Regions from separate parts of the Homo sapiens genome. Here region 2 is linked to region 1. A link is a contact called in ENCODE Hi-C or POLR2A ChIA-PET data. All regions are on one chromosome and are shown on one strand. The core of a region is the stretch at or near the end of the contact, and the rest is flanking DNA. Distances in the headings are between cores, read along the strand shown. Region 1 overlaps LOC124902426 (a long non-coding RNA gene). Region 2 holds the start of LNCAROD (lncRNA activating regulator of DKK1).

Region 1 (4,792 bases), core at 727-3,226:
GAGAAATTCTGTTCAGAATCATTTTCTTGTGTGTAGAACTGTCCCCAATTTGTGCTATAGCCGTGACATAAATATGCTAGAAGACAGCCAGAAAAAGCTGAGAGAAGGCTAGGATGATCTTTATCTCCCAGCTAGAAAATATTTCTGAAAATTTTGAAGTATTAAAAAAAATTTTCAAAAAAGATAATTTTTGAAAAATACTAATAAACATTTTTGGTATAATACTATTCATTCACCTATAAATCACTTTACTTGGAGGGAACACAAAAGGATTATTATATATTATGTCTTATCTTGGGAAAACACAAATGTACTAGGTATGATTCCACATGTTCAAGAAATGAAATATATTGACCTAAGGAATTGCATTTCTTTTAACGCTTCTGTAAATCTTAGTGTTAATAGAACTAAATGGAGAAATGTATTAACTCCATTTTTATTTCCAAGTCTTTAGTGTTAATTTTATTTCCTTTCGTGTTACACTTTTGTCTTAAGAGTTCACAAAGTTTCTCATGATCAGTGGTGTTCTGGAGCTGGCACATATAACCTATCACATTAAAAATCAAAGGTAATAAATACTCAAAACCCAGCACTTCCTAAATATTGTATACATTTTAGTATCACCTATGTTGTCTAGGTAATTTTCCTTACTGAATCTATATGGTAGCAATAATACATAATCATGAGCTATTGAGCATCTCTTCTCAACTCTGTTCAGTGATACTGCATTAGTAGTTTGAAATGGGTCATGGTGAGAGTATTCATATCACTTAACCCACAGAGCAGGCAAATGCTATAAATCAGGGCTTGATTAATTGTTTTGTTTATTGTCTTTATTTAAGAAAGTGATACAGGAAACATTAATAATGCAGATTAAACTTAAAAGTGAGTCATGTCTGGAGACATTATACTGTGCAGCACAAAAAATTGAGAAAATAGTTTTCTAACACTTAAAAACTGTTACCTGATTCAGCATATACATCACTCACATAATAGATGAAGGAGGAAAGTTCTGACATTGGTCTTGCTGTTTCACGTTTATCTTTTTAAAATTTTTACTTGTTGTTTTGAGACAGTCTCACTCTGTTGCCCAGGGTAGAGTGCAGTGGTGTGATCACGGTTTACTGCAACCGCCGCCTCCTGGGTTCAAGTAATCCTCTCACCTCAGCCTCCCAAGTAGCTGGGACTAGAGGCACCCTTCACTACACCTAACTAATTTTCTTTGTATTTTTTTTTTTTTTTTGGAGAGATGGAGTCTCGCTATGTTGCCGCACTCGTGTCAAATTCCTGGCCTCAAGCAATCTGCCTGCCTTCACCTCCCAAAGTGCTGGGATTACAGGCGTGAACCACCGTGTTAGGGCCACTTTTATCTTAATGGGTTAAAAAAAATAAAAAAGGAAAGAAAAATCGCAGCCAATATTCACATCAGAACCACATGTATTTGTCAATTGCAGCTATGGGTTGGCTATGATTACAAGAGTTAGGAAAAATCAACAAAAGCTTACACATTCTTATATACTCAAAAGTTATTACAAGATGATGTACACACATACACACACGCACCCTCTTTTGTTTTGTTTTGTTTTGTTTGTTTTATTTTGTTTTGTTTTGAGACCCAGTTGTTAAACATTTACCAGCACTCCACTGGCTGCAACTTTCTATTTCATTTTCTATTTCATTGATTGAAGGTATAATTAGAAAGATAAGAACTTTTCAACAAAGCTTAAGATGTCTTCAGTATGAGAAAGCAAGCATACATGGGATCATTTTCTTGTAGAAATCATTGTAAAGCTTCAACTGCTCTCCTTGACATATAGGAACAGTAAGAACTTGACGCTGTAAAGCATTGCACAAAAATCAACCTTCCTACTGTGTAGCTGAAAGAAATTGCCTTTGGTAGTAAACAATAGTGTAGCAATAGCTAAATATTTCATGAAGAACTTTTTGTTACTTTTAAAAATTGATAAATATTTGTCAACTTGGAAAGAGTCCAAGAAATACAAACTATTTTTTTTACTTTTCTGCTTGATTTTGTTTCTTGTTTCCTGATATTTTTATACCATCTACCTCCTCTATGGTAATTCTGCCCCCTGCTGGAAATGGGTAGATGATAATTTCCCCCCGACTAGGAATTCAAACTATTAAAATACTGTAAAAACATTTAAAAAAAAAATAGAGAAACATTTTCTTAGTAGTGCCCTCAGGTCAATGAGCTTTTCATATAACAGTACTGTATTTGTCATTATAGAAATTAACATTTATCTTACATCTCGTGGTAAGAGATTTATGTTATTTCTCCCATTAGGTTGATGGAGCTCGTACTTTCTCCCTCCCCGGAAATTTGGTACAGTGCTCTGAAACATTTTAGTACTTAAATATACTACAAGAGCATTAACTTCCTTGATTTTAATTTCTTTCCATTTTGAAACATTTCTTTTTTATAATTATAATTTCAGATAGTAGTCATTGTCCTATTAACTAGTAAGCCTATTTCAAGTGCCTACTATTTATCTAACTCTGTGCCAAAGGCTGAGGGATTTTTCCAACATGAGGATCCTGCAGATGCTTTTCCTTTTGTTTCTTCTAAATAATTGTCATGAGCATATGGACACACTGACTGATCAGATATAACTAACCCATCAGGTATCCCTTTTTCCTTCCCTTGTTATAAACTTAGAACGTATGTTGTGTCTATTCATAAGACCATCTGATGTTCAGTTTTGAGTTAGACTCATTCCTAACTCACTTAATGTACAAATACTTCTTTCTGTTCATTTTTACCTATTCCTAGTTTATATCAATTTAAAATGTTTTATTTATCTTAGAAGTCACTTTAAATCCTTTTGAAAATAAGATGAAGCCAAAGCATAAAAATTAAATTAAAATGTTGGGGGACGGCTACCCAAGAAAAGTTTAGGTATAATTTGTATTCATATGGAGCTTGCAGAACACCTAGAAAGCTGCCATTTATAACCCATCATTTTAAGTCACATTTGCTTATGGCTTCTTGGATGGCTTCCTGGTCCCTTTTTTTTCTCTGGAAGCTTGATAGCAGCAGAAAGTCAGAGCCAACAGATAACTTAGACCAAAAGTTCTAAGCTGGGAGGTTTGTTATAAATGTCTTCCATATAACACTAGCCTCCTAGGCCATTTAAGGCTAGAGTTCAATTAAGCAAAATTTAAATCTAAATGTCAGTGTGGTAGAGAGGGATCCTTACCATAATCTGATTTATCGCTTGGTTATTACGATCATTTTGTTCTATTCTCCACCCTGGACTAATGAAAGACTATTACCATAGAGCCATGACAAGTTTTATTCTCTTGAACTGTCTAGCTTTGTTACTTTCCCTTGCTAATAGTCACTTACTGAGTCAGAGATGCTGCAGACATTGCAAATAGAATGATTCCTCATATGTCACTAGGGATACAGTTTTCTGAGATACAGATCTAGCAAGGGCATGAGAAAGAGAAGAAAGCAAAAAAGAAATCATCTCTGCTAATTCAATTGTGGGTTTCCTTGGATCAAAGACTACCTATTACAGCATACCAAGTTCAAGACTATTCATAGGATGCTGGAGGCCCTCTCCTCATGATTTATATTAAGCACTATACATGGTACACATGTGGCCTCTATGGAAGTATACTTAAATGATTCTTTTTTATCACTGGCAGACTAAGGAATAGCATACAAGGAGGTCTCGTTCTAGTGATGCTGTTTAAGTACTAGAAGGTCAGAGGAAGTGAAGAAAATAAATAGACAAAAGAAGAAAGATGCATATATTGAACAGCAAGTAGGACTAAATCTCAAAGGAGCAAATAAAAATTTCTAGCAAATGACATAACTCCATTTGAATATACAGCCAACAATTAAAATGTCAGGGAATTTGGTTCCCAGGGTTTTAAAACAAAGGGGAAATACTCAAATATCCCATTGGTGGGCATTAGGATTATTTTTAAATGACTATTTTTACCTCTGGTTAAGAGAACACACTTCACTGGGGAAAAATAGGTGAAAAATTGTTGATAGGTATCATTTTCTCAATTCTGCTATTCAATAAGTAATGGCTACAAATTTTAGTATAAAACATATGTGTTCAAAAAATCAAATTTTCTGTATTTGTTATAACTTTACTTCTATTTCAAGCCTATGTTGTTCCATTAGTGGCAGACTCTTAATCACAATCAGTTTAAAATAATCTCGTTGTAATCGGAGTTTCCTCAGGCAACTGAAGCCACCCCTCCTTCACCCAAACTTTTCCCTAGGTCTAGTGTCTAAGTTCTAGGATGTTGATAGACAGCAAAGGCATTGAGAGCAGGAGTGGAAGGGGGAACATAAATCTCCCTCAAGTCATTTGTATACACCAGCATCAGCTGAGAAATTCTTATCCCACCTCTGTTTGTCAATCCAAGAAGATCTCTGCCTTGTCTTCCTTATTCCAGAAAAAGTCAGCCATGTGCTTCTCATTCCACAGCGTGGGCTCTCCAGCCCTGGGTTCTCTCATCCATTTCCATATCCTTCTTGGGTGCATGTGGACATGCGACCTCTCCAAGGTAAACAGAGTTCAGAGGAACCCTATGGGGCTTGTCTCTTCCCAGCCTCTATTCCAAAAGTGATATATAGGACCACCTGACTTCAAAACCCACAAATAAATCTGGTGGCTCTAACGTTCTCCTTCCTACTTAGCCTGAAGGTGTGGGGAAGGGCAGGAAAGCCTTTATAGAGAAAATGAAAAGCCGACATCTAAATATTGTTTTCCCTTTGTTCTTAACCAGCTTGGTTTAGGTTCTTAAC
Region 2 (4,792 bases), core at 1,397-3,896, 97 kb before region 1:
TTTATTTATAGCAAGGAATACTGATTCTTCATCTGTACTGATAATACATACTTTTCTTACTACATATGTTAACTTAAGTAAAAAAAGTCACTTGACATGCGGACACAGCAAAAGCCATCGAGAATGATAAGGTGAATTGTTCAAGTTTGGGACACGCTGTCTGAATTTATCACTGACTTATACACTGTACAAGGCACCATGCAAGGCACTGAAGTAGAGTCACGGGTGAGTAAGACATGGGTTCGCCTACTTAAAGCATTCAAGAGATTTCTCACTATGATGTTGTAAAACAGCTGCACACCATGCTTTCTGAGGCAAATATTTTCACCTCTACTATGAAACAGTGAAATAGAAGCTAGATGTTCAATAATAATCAATGTGCTGTAGAGTAGCTTGAAAGGTCTTTGAGGCTAGTCTTCTTTCCTAATTAACACAGCTCAAATGTGGCACTTGGGTGGCTTGGTCATGAAATTTTGGTAGTGTAATTTTGGCAGGGAATGGCAGTGGTGCAGGTTCCATGGTTTTACAAGTTCTGCAGCATTTGTGAAATTGTGGCTTACTGAGATAAGGGGAGATAGACTGTAGTGTAAATTGGGTTGCGCTGAACAGACAGATAGTATAATTGGCAATCACATTGTTAGCGACTACCAGCACCTCTGAGGCACTTGGTCTTTTTGAGGGAGTAGAAGGAGGGTAGAGAAACTGAACTCATTAGTTGGCTTTAAAATCTATTACTTGTAAAATGGTGCAGCCACTATGGAAAGCACAATGGCAGTTCCTCAAAAAAATTAAAATATGATCCAACAATTTCACTTCTAGGCATGCATCCAAAAGAAATGAAAGCAGGGACTTGGACAGATATTTTTACATCATGTTCATGGCACCATTATTCACAATATGGAAGCAACCCAAGTGCCCATTGACTGATAAATGGACAAAATGCAGTATATACATACATACCATGCAATATTATTCAGCCTTACGAAGGAAGGTAACTATGACACATGTTACACATGGATAAACTTAAAGACATTATGCGGAGTGAAATAAGTCAGTTGCAAAAGGAAAAATACTGTGTGATACTACTTATGTGAGGTACCAAGAGCAGTCAAATTCACAGAGACAGAAAGTGGAATAGTGGTTGCCAGGGGTTGGGGGAGGAAAGAATGGGGGGTTATTGTTTAAGGGGTATAGAGTTTGTATTTGGGAAGTTAAAAAGTTCTGGAGATAGATGGTGGTGATGGTTGCACAACAATGTGAAGGTACTTAATGCCGCTGAACTGTACGCTTAAAAATGGTTAAAATGGGCAGGTGCGGTGGCTCACACCTGTAATCCCAGCACTTTGGGAGGCTGAGTCAGGTGGAATACCTGAGGTCAGGAGTTTGAGACCAGCCTGGCCAACATGGCGAAACCCCGTCTATACTAAAAACACAAAAATTAGCCAGGCGTGGTGGTGCACACTTCTAGTCCCAGCTACGCGGGAGGCTGAGGCAGGAAAATCACTTGAACCTGAGAGGGAGAGCAGTTGAGATCGTGCTACTATACTCCAGCCTGGGCGACAGAGTGAGACTCTATCTCACAAAGAAAAAAAATGGTTAAAATGGTAAGTGTTGTTATGTATATTTTATCACAATTTAAATAAGAATAAAAGAAAAGAATCTAGTTTTCCTAACTTTTTCTTCTTAGAGTAGCTCTCTCCTGTGTTCCATGTGTGAACACAGTCTCTGCCAGTGGTCCACATTGTACAGCAGGCCAGATGCAATGCATGTGTACGACAAAGGGGTCATGTTCCAGATTGAGTTTTTGTTTTTCTATTTTATAATAACCCCATAACAAACCCTTTGCTTCCAGGTAGCTTTACGCCTGCTGGAATCTATTTCTTTGAAATGGAAAGTTTCACCACAGTACAAGTGTAACATTTTGTCTTTGCTCCTTGAAATGTTGTAAGCCACAGTTTAACAGGCAAACAATGGTGGAGGCCAATGAAATTACCCTTGGACAAAGGGTCTGCTGAGCAGTGTACTCTTGCCTCTACCATCAGTTTCCTTCATGAAATGAGCCAAACATTGACTGAGGCTCAGAGTGGAAAAGAATTTGTCCAAATTGGGCTCTAATGATAAAGAAGTATAAAGGAAAAAAAATTCCTTGGGAAAATTGATGCTGCTCCCTTCAGTTTTTGTAGACTATTTCCTATAATCTGCCTTGTGGCTTACCTTGCACTAAAGGAAAGCAATCCTTTCCTGTTAACATAACAAATAAAGACAAATCAGCAGGCTACTTAATGTGATGGTGAAGCATGGGCTCTGAAGTCAGTCTGCTTGTATCCCAGTCTTACCTCTAGCTGAGTGATCTAGGGCCTAGTTATGTAACCTCAGTTTCCTTATATGTAAAACAGGATGATAGTAATGGTATCGACCCCATGAAGTTGCTGTATGGATGAAATGAGTTATTATTTGTAAAGCACTTAAAGCAGAATGTGGTACCTAGTGTGGACTATATAAATACTCACTATTATTATTAGCTCCAGCATGCAGAGATAAACTCTCCAGGGCTGCTTGAAGGGTACAATGGCATCCTCATTACTGACTCAGGATGATGTGATGGAGCATGCACTTACAAGAGTTGGACAACTCATATTTCAGCTCAGGTGCAACCATTTATGCACTGTGTGACCTCAAACAAGTCACCTGAATACTTGAGCCTGAGTTTCATCACTACTAGAATTAGCAGTAAAAGAAACTGCCTTTTTCAGTCTCTTAATGTATAACTGTATGCATGCAAGTTGTAAAGGCTGTAATATTTCTGTTAGAATTATTATCTCTTCTTCTCTGTTTCTTTTACCTCTGGCCTGAAAGAAAGCGGAAAGAAAGCCTTTATTTTAAAAACATAATAGATATTTTAAATGATAGAAGTGGTATATATTTAATATACAAAATATGAAAAATAAGGAAAAGTATCTTAAAAATTCATTATTTTACACCTTAGAAAAAGCCACTATTAACGTTATGCTCTTTCTTAGTTACAATAATGTGTCTTAATGCTTAAGGTTTCTGTGTAGTTTTTTCTCTTCTCTGGGGCAAGATCGCAGTTGAGAAGGCCTATATATGAAACAAATTAAATGCTCTTGATTTTTTAAAGCTTCATTTTGTATAAGAAAATGGAAGATTTTATGTTCAGACTTATTGCTACAGGAAGAAAATGATAATAATTTGGCTATGTTTACAATGTCATATGAGAAGTAATTTCAAATATGCCTAATTCCATAGTATACCAAAAAATTAAAAATGGCTTTAATTTAATGTATTTTATTTCACTAATACTATGTACACCTGGGTAAAGAAGATAATGAATTATAAAGTTCTACAGTAAGGCCAGGCACAATGGCTCACGCCTGTAATCCTAGTGCTTTGTGAGGCTGAGGCAGGAGGACTACTTGAGGCCAGGAATTTGAGACCAGATTGGGTAACACAGCAAAGCTCCATCTCTACAGATTTTGTTTTTTTAATTAGCAGAGCATGGTGGTGCACGTGTAGTCCTATCTACTTGGGAAGCTGAGGTAGGTGGATTGCTTGAGCCCAAGAATAGAGGCTGTAGTAAGCTATGCATATTCCATTGCACTCCAGCCTGGGTAACAGAGAGAGACCTTGTCTCCAAATCAAACAAAAATAAAAACAAAGTCCTACAGTGTTTGCATGTATGACCTTAACAACTGTAAACAAAAATAAGGGCTTTCTTAAAGTGAGGCTATTTCTCTACTTGGAAGCAATCAATCCAAATAAACTCATTTCTGGAGAAATGAGTTGTCGGTCTGTGTTAGAAATGAATTTACCAAGGCTGGGTCATGACAGTAGTGTGGTTCAATTTCTCCATTGCTTATTTAAATTGCTATTGGGGTGAGAAAGCCTTGGGAAAAGCTGGCAGAAGACTTGGAAGAATCTAGGTGACTTCCTGCCTTTTAATAGTCACATATTACTTCTTGGAAAAACTGGCACTCATACTCTTCCCCATTTGTTGTGCCTCAACCTCCAGCCATCCATTCATCCTTCCCTTCCCTAATCCCCTCTCTCTATTCTTTGGAAGTCACAGAAGTTTTATATTAAGCATCATAATTCTCCACAATAAACAAAAGTATTAGGCATTTTCATGAAATAATCATTAGTCATTGGTATTATTTTTACCAGAATTAAAAACATTTCCGATAACTGAAAATTATGATTTGGTAAGAGGTAATGTCTTTGATCCTCCCTGCAATCTGGCTTTACTGGTGGTGGTAAATGAAACAATCCTCTTGCCCTGCTATAATTGTCTGCTATATTATATTCTTTCACGGAATTGTAGCTGAAGAGAAAGTAGAGATCATTCGCTGTGGGGAACATATTGAAGATCATAGATGGACCTCATGGTAAATATTTTTCCAAAACCTGCACCTTTTCAGACCAGTAACAGACCGACGGATGTGAAATGGATATTCTTTTTAACATGGATGTTAAATGTTTAACTGAGGCAATGGTTGATTGACATGTGTCTCTGTACATGAGAAACAAAGAAACCTGCTTTTCTTGTCCCAAGCCATCTCCTGGAAGCCTTTGCTCAGTTCGGTTAGTGCCCTTAGGTCAAACAAACAGAAAATTAAGAAAACAACATTCAAAGAAATGGTGGGTGGCAGAACAGTTGGAAGGATTGGAAAGGGCTCAGTATTTGCTTTATTTCTTCTGAGCTCATTACTTGCTCTGAGTAGGTTAGCCAGGAAGGGAAGATAAACACTATTTAGTTAATAAGTCCCATAAGAAT

What was found. Hi-C counts contacts between places; a loop is a spot of excess contacts on that map. ChIA-PET counts read pairs that join two places held with the same protein, here RNA polymerase II (POLR2A). Pooled maps may share reads with other maps.
Region 2: a map of endothelial cell of hepatic sinusoid shows a loop between it and region 1 (2.7-fold over the local background). The contact joins the promoter of LNCAROD here to the enhancer-like site in region 1. A Hi-C loop is called at or near these places in 10 of 168 maps with a recorded cell type or tissue (Caco-2, Calu3, HepG2 and 7 more), 1 of 37 single-sample maps with no recorded cell type and 5 of 50 pooled maps. POLR2A ChIA-PET finds 5 or more read pairs at or near these places in 4 of 52 experiments (AG04450, MCF 10A, PC-9 and 1 more).

What each region holds. Positions count from the first base shown.
Region 1 is chr10:52,565,080-52,569,871 of GRCh38, forward strand. All of the region lies in intron 1 of LOC124902426 (a long non-coding RNA gene), which reads left to right. All of the region lies in intron 1 of LOC105378305 (a long non-coding RNA gene), which reads right to left. Among named protein-coding and RNA genes, the nearest start is that of LNCAROD, 97 kb to the left of the region's middle. Within about 2 kb of position 1,977, at least 2 of the 41 ENCODE cell types and tissues checked have a DNase peak (open chromatin) inside an H3K27ac peak, as active enhancers do; they include PC-3 and Panc1, where a contact is called at or near this core.
Region 2 is chr10:52,467,887-52,472,678 of GRCh38, forward strand. It overlaps LNCAROD (lncRNA activating regulator of DKK1), which reads right to left and starts at 2,647. Exons shown (of 4, transcript NR_120641.1): 1 at 2,511-2,647. RefSeq lists an enhancer at 1,897-2,489.